Regions from separate parts of the Homo sapiens genome. Here region 1 is linked to region 2. The links are chromatin contacts, found by POLR2A ChIA-PET in ENCODE. All regions are on one chromosome and are shown on one strand. The core of a region is the stretch at or near the end of the contact, and the rest is flanking DNA. Distances in the headings are between cores, read along the strand shown.

Region 1 (6,174 bases), core at 177-2,676, 3.9 Mb after region 2:
GGGAGGCCAAGGCGGGTGGATCACAAGGTCAGGAGATCGAGACTATCCTGGCTAACACGGTGAAACCCTGTCTCTTCTAAAAATACAAAAACAAAATTAGCCGGGCGTGGTGGCGGGCGCCTGTACTCCCAGTTACTCGGGAGGCTGAGGCGGGAGAATGGCGTGAACCCAGGAGGCAGAGCTTATAGTGAGCCAAGATTGCGCCACTGCACTCCAGCCTGGGTGACAGCAAGACTCTGTCTCAAAATAATAATAATAATAATAATAATAATAATAATAATATTTGTCTATATACTGATCAAAGCTATCATAGTAGATATATTTGTTTTCAAATGCAACTTTAGGGTGGGTGCAGTGGCTCACACCTGTAATCCCAGCACACTGGGAGGCTGAGGCCAGAAAATCACATGAGGCCAGGAGTTTGAGACCAGCCTGGGTAATACAGAGAGACCCAGTCTCTACAAAAAATTTAAAAAATTAGCCGGCGTGAGACCAGGCACGGTGGCTCATGCCTGTAATCCCAGCACTTTGAGAGGCCGAGGCGGGCGGATCATGAGGTCAGGAGATCGAGACCATTGGCTAACACGGTGAAACCCCGTCTCTACTAAAAAAAAAAAACAAAACAAAAAAATTAGCCAGGCAAAGTGGCGGGCTCCTGTGGTCCCAGCTACTCAGAAGGCTGAGGTAGGAGAATGGCGTGAACCTGGGAGGCAGAGCTTGCAGTGAGCCAAGATCACACCACTGCACTCCAGCCTGGGCGACAGAGCAAGACTCCGTCTCAAAAAAAACAAAAACAAACAAACAACAACAAAAAATTAGCCGGTGTGGTGGCATGCACCTGTAGTCCCAGTTACTCTGGAGGCCAAGGCAAGAGGATCACTTGAGCCCAGAGGACACTAGACACGCATAGGGTAACTATTGTTTCACCAAATAATTCAGATATGCGCGCACACACACATACACACACACACACACACACACCAGGTTACCAGGTTGCAGTCTATGTTTTACAATAGGTCACAGTCAAAAACATGGGAGAAGCCACCATACTCCACCACACAATAAATGCTTAATAAAATTTGGTAGCATCATCATTCTTATCTCACTCTAAAAGGTAATACGTTCATTTTCTTCATTAGCATTTATTATCACAATAAAATAGAGCTTCTAACACATTTATCAATGCTGCCACTCACTGCAGTGCTGTTTAAGAGTCATTGCACCTCCCTAAATTAACTTGCCAATTCTCTCGCCTCAAAAGGACTCAGGCAATCATTTAAATAATTTCTGACTCACAAAGCTGGCCAAGGATTAGCGAGGCCCTGCCCAGCCCAGAACACATGAAATGTGAGTGATTTGTTAAGAAAACCATTTGAGTTTGCAAGACTGCACAGGGCTTTTATAAAACTAAAGCCATGCTGGAGAGAAACAGTCCTCCCCACCCCCTTGGGAGATGTGTCATAGAGATAGGTCACACAAGGTCAGCCAAGCTGTACCTTCTGAGACTGGGCAGGAACTGAAGCGCCAAACCTCAACTGTGTAACGTGCTTCCTTGTTTTGGGGTTAGGTTATATCATTGTGTTTTTCCCCTAACTTTCCATGTGCACACACACGCACACACCCCCCTCACTAAAGGATGGAAACAAAATCCCTATGAACTGCCGGTTCCAACAACTTAAATAAGGGAATCTGCTAAGGCAAAAGATCTGATTTTTTTTTTTTTTTTTTCTGAGACCGAGTCTCGCTGTATCACCCAAGCTGGAGTGCTATGACGTGATCTTGGCTCACCGTAACCTCTGCCTCCCAGGTTCAAGCAATTCTCTGCCTCAGCCTCTCTCTAGTAACTGGGATTACAGGCACTCACCACCACGTCTGGATAATTTTTGTATTTTTAGCAGAGACGGGGTTTCACCATCTTGGCCAGGCTGGTCTTGAACTCCTGACCTCGTGATCCACTTGCCTCAGCCTCCCAAAGTGCTAGGATTACAGGCGTGAGCCACCACGCCTGGCCTAGATCTGAGATTTTGAAGACCTCAAAACATATATTCTATTGCATGTAAGTTTCTCTTCTCCCAGAAACAAACTAAAAACACAGTCCAAATTCATGCTTTTTTAAATTGCTTTTTTGAAACAACTGCAATAAATAACTCTAATCTCTGTCTCTCAAACACACACACACACACACACACACACACACACACATTGTTTGTTTAAAATGAGAGCTCCTCACCCCAGATGAGTTGAGGTATGAATGGATTTGAAGTTTCAAATGTAGTTTCCCAGGTTGTTCTTTAAGTTTAGAAAACAAGGTTCCAAGTGATACAAATATAGGCACTCCATTTTTTATTATTTCTTTCTTGAAAATAAAATCATGTATTTGTGCTGTGCCAAAGCATTACATCTGGAACACATAAGTACATGTCAGGGTGTAAACTAAGCTTTTTTTTTTCTTTTGAGACAGGGTCTTGCTCTGTCGCCAAGCTGGAGTGCATTAGTGTGAGCACAGCTCATTGCAGCGTCAAACAACGGGGCTCAAGCTATCCTCCCACCTTAGCCTTCCAAGTATGTGGGACTACAGACATGTGCCGTCACACCCAACTAATTTTTAATTGTTTTATAGAAATAGAGTCTCGCTTTGCTGCCCAGGCGGGTCTCAAACTCCTAGCCTGAGGCAATGCTCCCACTTCAACCTCCCAAAGTGCTGGGATTACAGGCATGAGCCACTGCGCCTGGCCTAAACTAAACTTTTAATATGTGATATTACTCCCTTTTTATTTTTATTCCATTCTTCAAACTATGATGTGAGTGAATTGGGGGTGAGGGGCTAAGATTGTTTTAGCAGCAGAACTCTTTCCTCAAATGAAATTGTACCCCTTTGCCCAACAGATAAAACAAGATAAAATGGAGCCTGGCTTCAATTCTCCTATCACCACCTGGTGCCTCCAGGGCTGTGGGGTCTCCCAGTTCCCACCACACTTCTCCAGGCATGAAGCAAGGGGTTATGGGAGTATCTTAGAGATCTCCATCCCATCCTTAGCATGAAGGAAAGCCAGATCTGTCATATGTGTGTCCAGGTGCCAGATGCACTCCCATTTCACAAATTCAGGAGTTAAATGTCTTACCCAAGCCTTAAATTAGACACTACAGTATACTGTGTTACTTTCTTCAAAAAGGAAAGAGACATTTACATCGCTGGAGTTTTGTCTGTGCAGTTTGATGGATGGGTCTCAGAGTGCCTACTCAGCAGACTCAATGACTAGGGAAGCTGAGTGAGCAGTGCCACCAGCAAAAAGGAATTTAGGTTCCACAGTTAATATTGTTAAGATGGCAAAACTCCCCAAGTGATCTACAGAGTCAATGTAACCCCTGTCAAAATCTCAGGTCTCTTTTTGCAGAAACTAACAAGCTGATCCTAAAATTCATAGGGAGATCCAGAACAGCCAAAATAATCTAGAAAAAGAAGGTCAGGCTGGGCACAGTGGCTAACACCTATAATCCCAGCACTTTGGCAGGCCAAGGTGGGAGGACTACTTGAGCCCAGGAGTTTGAGACCAGCCTGGGTAACACAGCCAGACCCAGTCTCTACCAAAAATAAATAAATAAAAATTAAAAATTAGCTGGGTATGGTTGCACACATCTGTAGTCCCAGCTACTTGGGAGGCTGAGGTGGGAGGATTGCTTGAGCCCAGGAGGTCGAGGCTACAGTGAGCAGTGATCATGCCACTGCACTTCAGCCTGGGTGACAGAGCAAGACTCTGTCACAAAAAAAAAAAAAAAAGAAAGAAAGAAAGAAAAAAGAAAAAGAAGGACAAAGTTGGAGGATTCATACTTCCTGATTTCAAAACTTACTACAAAGCTATAGTAGTCAAGACAGTATAGACAGCAATACTGGCATAAGGATAGACATATAGATGAATGGACTAGAATTGAGAATGCAGAAATAAATGCTTACATTTATAGTAAATTGATTTTTGACAAGAGTGTCAAAACAATTTAATGGGGAAGAAGAGTCTTTTCAACACATGGTTCTGGGACAACAGGATTTCCATATGCAAAAAATGAAGCTAGACCCCTACCTCACACCACATACAAACATCAAATCAAAACAGATCAAAGTTCTAAATCTAAGAGCTAAAACTATAAAACTCTTATAAGAATATATAGGCATATGGCTGGGCGTGGTGGCTCATGCCTGTAATCCCAGCACTTTGGGAGGCTAAGGTGGGCAGATCATGAGGTCAGGAGTTCCAGACCAGCCTGGCCAACATGGTGAAACCCCGTCTCTACTAAAAATACAAAAATCAGCTGGGTGTGATGATGCACACCTGTAGTCCCAGCTACTTGAGAGGCTGAGGCAGGAGAATCATTTGAAACCGGAAGGTGGAGGTTGTAGTGAGCCGAGATCATGCCACTATACTCCAGCCTGGGTGAAAGAGCAAAACTCCATCTCAAAAAAAAAAAAAAAAATATGCCTTAGGCATAAGTTTTCATGACCTTGCATCAGGCAAAGGTTTCTTACGTATGACACCAAAAGCACAGGAAACCCAAGAAAAATAGATAAATTGAACTTCACCAAAATTAAAACCTGGCACTTCAAAGAACACCATCAAGAAAGTGAAAAAATAACCCACAGAATGGGCAAAAAATACTTTAAAATCATAGCTGATAAGGAACTGAACTCAGAATATATAAAGAACACTTACAACTCAATAATAAAGAGACATATAATCCAATTTAAAAATAGATAAAAGACCAAATATACATTTCTCCAAAGAAGATACACAAATGGCCAATAAGCACATGAAAGAAGGCACAACATCATTAGCCATCTGGGAAATGCAAATCAAAGTCACAATGAGATGCCACTTCATACCCACTTAGGATGGCAATAATCACAAGATGGATAATAACAAGAGTTGATGAAGATGTGGAGAAACTGGAACCCTCGTGCACTGCTGGTGGGATTTTAAAACAGTGCAGCCACTTTGGAAACAGTTTGGCAGTTCCTCAAAATGTTAAGAGTTACCATATACCTAGCAATTCCACTGCTAGATATATATTCAAGAGAAATAAAACCATATGTCCACAGAAGTTTGTATATTCTTCCCTGAGGAATGGAAGAGCCAGGGCAGGTAAAAGAGAGGAGAAATGTATACGGTCAAAGAAAACACTCTTGGACATAACTAAATGGGAAAACATTAGTTGTTAGCACTGTCCAGGCCAAATAAAGAATTAAAAAAAAAAAAATAGGCCAGGTGCGGTGGCTCATGTCCGTAATCCCAGCACTTCAGGAGGCCGAGGTGGGAGGATTGCTTGAGCTCAGGGGTTCAAGACCAGCCTGGGCAACATGGCAAAACCCTGTCTCTACTAAAAATACAAAAAATTAGCCAGGCGTGGTGGCACATGCCTGTAGTCCCAGCTACTAGGGAGGCTGAGGCATGAGAATCACGTGAACCCGGGGGGCAGAGGTTGCAGTGAGCTGAGATACCACCCTGGGCAACAGAACGAGACTCTGTCAAAAAAAAAAAAAAAAAGAATAAAAATAAATAAAAACAAGCCAGGCGTGGTGGCTCACTCCTGTAATCCCAGCACTTTGGGAGGCCAAGGCGGGTGGATCACGAGGTCAGGAGTTCAAGACCAGCCTGGCCAAGATGGTGAAACCCCATCTCTACTAAAAAATACAAAAATTAGCAAGGCGCAGTGGCAGGCGCCTGTAATCCCAGCTACTCGGGAGGCTGAAGCAGGAGAATCACTTGAACCTGGGTGGCAGAGGTTGCAGTGAGCCAAGGTCATGCCAGTGCACTCCAGCCTGGGTGACAGAGTGAGACTCTGTCTCAAAATAAATAAATAAAAGAAAAAACATTAGTTGGTAAGCAATACATACAAAATGAGCCCATTATGTTGGTTTTCAAAGATACTCACAGGTACCCATGCCTGTGTGAGTAAACAAAAGCAAGAGAAATCTATGCCCAGTTGATCACAAACATTCTCTCTGGAAGCAAGCTTGGGATGGGGAAGGTGGAATTTTATTTTTTACTTTTTTTTTTAATATCTCAGCATATTATACCTGTAATTACTTTTAACTCTACAACTTCTGATATGTTTACGTTTATGTTCAATAAGAATATAATCAGGATTTCTTATTTATGTTTCTAGCCAAAAGGGAAGGAAAGA
Region 2 (5,589 bases), core at 138-2,637:
ACAACCTCCGCCTCCCAGGTTCAAGCATTTCTCATGCCTCAGCCTCCCGAGTAGCTGGGATTACAGGCATGTGCCACCATGCCCAACTAATTTTTTTGTATTTTTAGTGGAGGCAGGGTTTTACCATGTTTCCAGGCTGGTCTCGAACTCCTGGCCTTAAGTGATCCATCCACCTCAGCCTCCCTAAGTGTTGGGATTACAGGCGTGAGCCACTGTGCCCGGCCCACAGACTCCCTTTTGCCCAGTCCCTGGGGGCAGGGGCTGCGCCGGGGAGCCTGGGTAGCTGGGAGAGTCAATGGGAAGCAATGCAGGCCCTCTGGGACACAGAGTAGAGCACACAGGAGGATCCAGGCCGGGAAGGCACAGTGGACTCTTTTCCTTGTTCTCCTCTGCTCTGTCCCCCTTCCCTCCTCCCCTCAGGAGGGAAAGCCTTGGTCTTATGTGGAAAGACGCTGTCAAAACTTCCGCTGGGGTGGTGTGGAATGAGGGTGTCTCGGGAGCGGATCCTGAGCCTGAGCCATCTCTGGAGGCCACACACTCTTGCCTGCTTGCACCTGGCATCTCCTACCCTGCTGCCCCCACGCCATGCCTCTTAAGCATAAGAATGCATGCACATATGTGTCCTTGCACACTCACCCAACAGCGACCAGGGTGATGATAAAGGAAGTGATGGTAGCTTCCCACCCAAAACTCCCTCATCTTGAAGCAGGGAGAGAAGGAAGTCAGGCTCCAGGTAGGAGAAACAACCCCGTGTGTGCCTGAGTACCTACGGACCCCACGGCCATTAGCATGGCAGGCCTGCCCCATGGTGCTTAATCATGCACTGCTGCTCCCTCTTCTCTTGGACACATTCCTGCCTGCTGCGTCTGACCCCCATGGCAGAGCCCATATTTCTCTGGATCCCATAGAGACTTCCAGGGCAGGGCCTGCCAGTGCTCCTGGGTGCAGGGAGCCCCAGAAGTCCAGGCCAACCCCATGCAGCTTAACTTTTGGCCCTTGCTATATGGAGGCTGGGGGCTGAAGAAGCCAAGAAACATGCAGTCACTAAGGTTGCTGAGTGCTGTCTCTGGGCACAGCGATGTCAACACAGGAAACCTGGTCTTCACTGAGTACCTGCTGTGTACCCGGCCCTCACAAGGTGGGAGTCATGTGTGTGGTGGCAGTGGGGAGTGATCAGGAGGACAGGACATGGCACTCAAGGGGTGACCTTGCAGCTAGGGAAGGAACAAAAACATACAGGATCTAAGTCTCAATTGCCAAAAAGGATAGCTCCTGGAAGCCCAGAGACCTGTAGACTCAGGTTTTAGAATTGACAGTGAAGGAAAGGAAGGGTTCAAGGTGGCCCAGGAGCACCCTATACTCATCCTTGAGTCAGCTGGCCAGTGTCCCAGCAGCTCATTATGTAAGGGCTGAGCCAGCCAAGTTTGCAGAGCAAAGGTCAGAATGGCAAAGATTTATTGGAAAGTCTCCTTGCACTCATACCCATGAGTGCCCTTTCATGTGGGGACATTTTGTGCTCCTGGAGCACACTGCAGTTGGTCTTGGGTACTTCCTTGGGACAGGGAAGCTGGGCACGTGGGCTGGTGGAAGTCTTGGGCTCTGAGTTTCCACCCCTGCATCGGGCTTGGGCATGGCCAGCACTCTGGTTCCTACCCGATTGGCTCCAGAGACCCAGGAAGCATTCATATGAATCATATAGGTCATGGCTTCATTTTCCCACTCATTTAAAGGTGCCTGGTGCACTCACACCTGCCTCCAGCCTTTGCTCTTACTGTTTCCTCTGCCTTGAGTGACCTTCCTCCAGATCTTCTCCCCTCCAGTTTCTGCCTGGAAAGCCCTCTTTCCAAGCTTCATTTCCCATGATCTTCACCACAAACCCAGGCTTTTGTATGGCACCCAAGGCCGCTGTGAGTGTGAATCTTCAACTGGCCCCTGAGGCACCTGCCAGCAGTAACCAGTGCCCTGCGAATCCCACCCTGCAGCCCCTCAGCCTTCCCTAGAGTCAGCCTTGGATGCAGCGGGCTCATTACCTTCAAGCCTTTGCTCAGGCTGTTCCTTCTGCCTGGAGTGCTTTCTCTGCCTCCTCTGCCTTCCCACCACTGCCCACTAAGGAATTCCTTCTTGCTCTTCCCGGCCCAGCACCAAGGGCACCTTTTTGGTGAAGCCTTCCCTGCTTTGTTGGCCCTCGCACAGAAATTTTTTTTTTTTTTTTTTTTTGAGGCAGAGTCTCGCTCTGTCACCCAGGCCGGAGTGCAGTGGCATGATATTGGCTCACTGCAACCTCTGCCTCCCGGGCTCTAGTGATTCTCGTGCCTCAGCCTCCTGAGTAGCTGAGATTACAGGCATGCGGCACCACGCCCGGCTAATTTTTTGTATTTAGTAGAGGTGGGGTTTCACCATGTTGGCCAGGCTGATCTCAGACTCCTGACCTCAAATGATCTGCCCTCCTCGGCCTCCCAAAGTGCTGGGAATACAGGCATGAGCCACCATATGAAGCCATGCCTTAGATTTTATACAGAGGGCTTGAGGCATGCAAGCTTTCCTGTCCTACCCTAAAATACACCCTGAGGTTAACAAATTAAATCATAATAACAAAGCTGGCAATAATCCACTGAGCACTCGCTCTGATCCAGGCACGGTGCTAGGCCCTCCTCTTGTCTACTCTCTATGAGCCTCTGTTAGCAGCGAGTGGAAGCCAGAGAGGGAAGGTGATGTGCCCAGGGTCACATAGCTGAGTGGCTGAGCTCCCTGCCAGAAGACCAGCCCCCAGTAGCCCCAGGACACTCCTGACCTTGGCCACCACTTTCAACACCTCCGTAAGAATAGGCCCTTTCACTCATGCATTCTGACTCCCTCAGCGGACTCAGGCTCAGGGGCTTGGGCTGCCCCTCAGGCATGAGGAGAGGAAGAGGGGACCCTGGAGGGCAGTCACACAGGCATGCAACAGCAGGGAGGCTCCAGCCCAGAACCTCTGTGTCAGAGGAAAACAGGTACTTGTGGGACTCCCTCCCTTCCTCTGGTGGGCCATGGGCCGAAGTCCAGGTCACCATCTGGTCCCCTGCAAGCAGATCTTGCAGAATGTCCACCCCGGCTCCAGTTTCCTGAGACGTTGTCCTGGCCACGTCCCTGTCAGAACTGACTACCAGGCAGCAGAGCTGGCCCCAGGGCAGCATCCGTCTTCGGCTAGGGAAGGGGCTGAGACCCTCCGCAGGACACGTGAACACACCAGGTCTTGGACTCCTGCCTCAGCGCCCTGCAACAACCTGTGTGGCCTTGGGCCGGGCTTCACCTGAGCCTCAGTTTCCTCGTCTCTGGGATGGACGGGAATCCCTGCTTTACCCCAGGTGTAGGCAATTAGACAGCAATGAGGTGGCTGCCCACTCCTGTCCATCCTCCCATCAGACCCTGTGCTCAACCGGCAAGGAAGCCAGGCATCTTCTTCCTCCTCTCCCTTGCTCCATCAGTCAGTCCATGTGACCACTGACCGTTGGGTCTTTCATCATCCTCCCATCGTGTTTCAGAGAAGCTGAGCCACCTGCCTGAGGTCACACAGTTAGAGCAGGCTGAGCCAGGAGGAGAAGCCTGCAGCCTGGGCACACCTGCCTCTGAAGCCACCAGGTTTTCGTCCTGACCTTCGTCCAGCCTCGCACAGACGTCGGGCCTGGCCCTGCTACCTGGCCTTGGGCTTGCCTCCCTGAGCCTTGACTTCCTCAACTGTAAACTGGGGTTGCTCTTACTCTGCAGGTTGTCCTGATAGGCGGTTTTTAATCACTCAGCCTCTCCCTGGTAGCAGAGGTAAATTAGTATCTACTGTCCCATCACCTTTTCTGGGTAGCTGCAGCCACAGAGACCGAGAGGGGCAAGGCCCTGCCAGGATCCTGCAGCCAGTCAGAGGCATGGCTGAGCAGGCCTCTACCTGAGGGTCCAGCGTCTCCGCAGGCTCACTGGCATTGTGTGTGTCCACCGAGGGCCCGTGGAAGCCTCAGTGTTGCCACAACTCACTACCTGGACACAAACTTGCTCACTAATGTTTGCCCAGGCCTACCCTAGCCTGGTAGGCACTTCAGCGCTTAGCCTTCTTCCAGAAGTTTCACCCTACACCCACCTGGGCCCCCTGGCAGACAAGATCTGGGAAGCTGGCCTGCCCCTCAGCTTCTAGGGTTCCCTCAAAGCTGGGGATAGCCAGGGGACCTGGATCAGTGGTGGTGTGGGGTTGAGGCAATCCAGGGGAGGCACATTTGGGGGACAGTCAGTGATACCAGCTCCCACGTGAAGGACAGGGATGTAGGAGGCATCCTGATGTCCCCGGTCATCCCCTGCCCTCACTTCCTCCTGGTAACCCTATTCTGTCTTCCTCAGTGAACTGGGAGATGAAATGGAGCATCAGACTGTGGCTTGGCAGCCACACATAGATGGGTGGGGAGGCAGAGGGAGGAAGGAGGTCTTGGATTGTGTTGTGGGATGAAAAACACACATTGCCCTCATGTCGGAGCACTACCTAACCTGGCTTAAGAGGTTAGCCAGGGAGGCTTCCTGGAGGAGGAGGTAACTAAGCTAGAATCTACCAGAAGACTGAGAGGAGTTAGCTAGGCATGGTGTGCTAAGCAGAGGGAAGGGCATGGGCAAAGGCCCAGGGGTGAGAAGTTGAAGGATGTTGTCTGGTAGGAACTGGAAGACGTTCCTATTCCTGGAGTTCTGGGCTGGCAGGGGGACAGGCGGCAGAGGCTAAGTCACACTGGGCCAGGTGGCCACAGTAGAAGTTTGACCTTTATTCTGAGAGATCCATGGTCAGCCTCAGGGCTGGGGAGTGAGTAGTCCTTGACACTTTAGGAGGATTATGTGGCTGCTGTGAAGGAAAAGAATTGCTGGAGGTGGGGAGGTGGTATTCTGAACAGAGGAGACCATCACAGATGGCCAGACAAGGGACACTGGAAGCCCAGGCCAAGGTGATGGCATGGGGACAAACAAATGAATTCAGAAGTCAGGATGGGGAGTGTGAGGCACCAAGGGGAGAGAGATCTGTGCAAGATTCTGCGGTGAGCTGGGGCCTGGCTGGGGTGCAGAACATCGTGTGTGCAGAAGGTTGATAGTGGGTCCAGGGCAGAAGGCTGCCCAGCGCAGGCCCACTGGGATCCTGCCCAGGGGCTGGGAATCCTTTCCCCTCCCACCCTCTCTCAGAGAAAGGCTTTGGCCCGAGGGAAGAAAGTTCATTTTTTCTTCCTTTGCACCATGGCTATGCTGTGCACACCCACAGAGCACACCCACGGAGGCTGTGGTTCCGCTGCTGCCTGCCTTCTCCAGAGTCTGGGGAGTGGGGGAAGCTTCCTTGGGGCCTTCTCCTCCGGATTCCAGTGGCTTGGTGTGGGTGGGGTGGGAGGAGGGTGCTTGAGGAACAGGAGGGAAGACTTGGCATTTCCATTACCCCCCTTGCCTCCAAGTATCCCCTACCACTGACACACATACACATCAGCTGGCACCTAGGAGCACACACCTGAACCCAAAGTCAGATTCCACAGAGTACTCCCGCCACAGCCCCTGCAGCCCAGCACTCAAACCCACTGGCACTTCCCCCAAGTCTCCCCATGCAGC

Evidence for each region. ChIA-PET counts read pairs that join two places held with the same protein, here RNA polymerase II (POLR2A).
Region 1: POLR2A ChIA-PET joins it to region 2 with 10 read pairs in GM12878. The contact joins two enhancer-like sites. POLR2A ChIA-PET finds 5 or more read pairs at or near these places in 2 of 52 experiments (GM12878 and H1).

Annotation. Positions count from the first base shown.
Region 1 is chr3:57,067,210-57,073,383 of GRCh38, forward strand. SPATA12 (spermatogenesis associated 12) reads left to right here. Exons shown (of 2, transcript NM_181727.2): 2 at 6,157-6,174. It also overlaps a transcript of ARHGEF3 not described here. Among named protein-coding and RNA genes, the nearest start is that of SPATA12, 9.6 kb to the left of the region's middle. RefSeq lists an enhancer at 1,501-1,880. Within about 2 kb of position 1,427, at least 18 of the 41 ENCODE cell types and tissues checked have a DNase peak (open chromatin) inside an H3K27ac peak, as active enhancers do.
Region 2 is chr3:53,148,929-53,154,517 of GRCh38, forward strand. No RefSeq gene overlaps it. Among named protein-coding and RNA genes, the nearest start is that of PRKCD, 9.5 kb to the right of the region's middle. RefSeq lists an enhancer at 1-634. Within about 2 kb of position 1,388, at least 9 of the 41 ENCODE cell types and tissues checked have a DNase peak (open chromatin) inside an H3K27ac peak, as active enhancers do.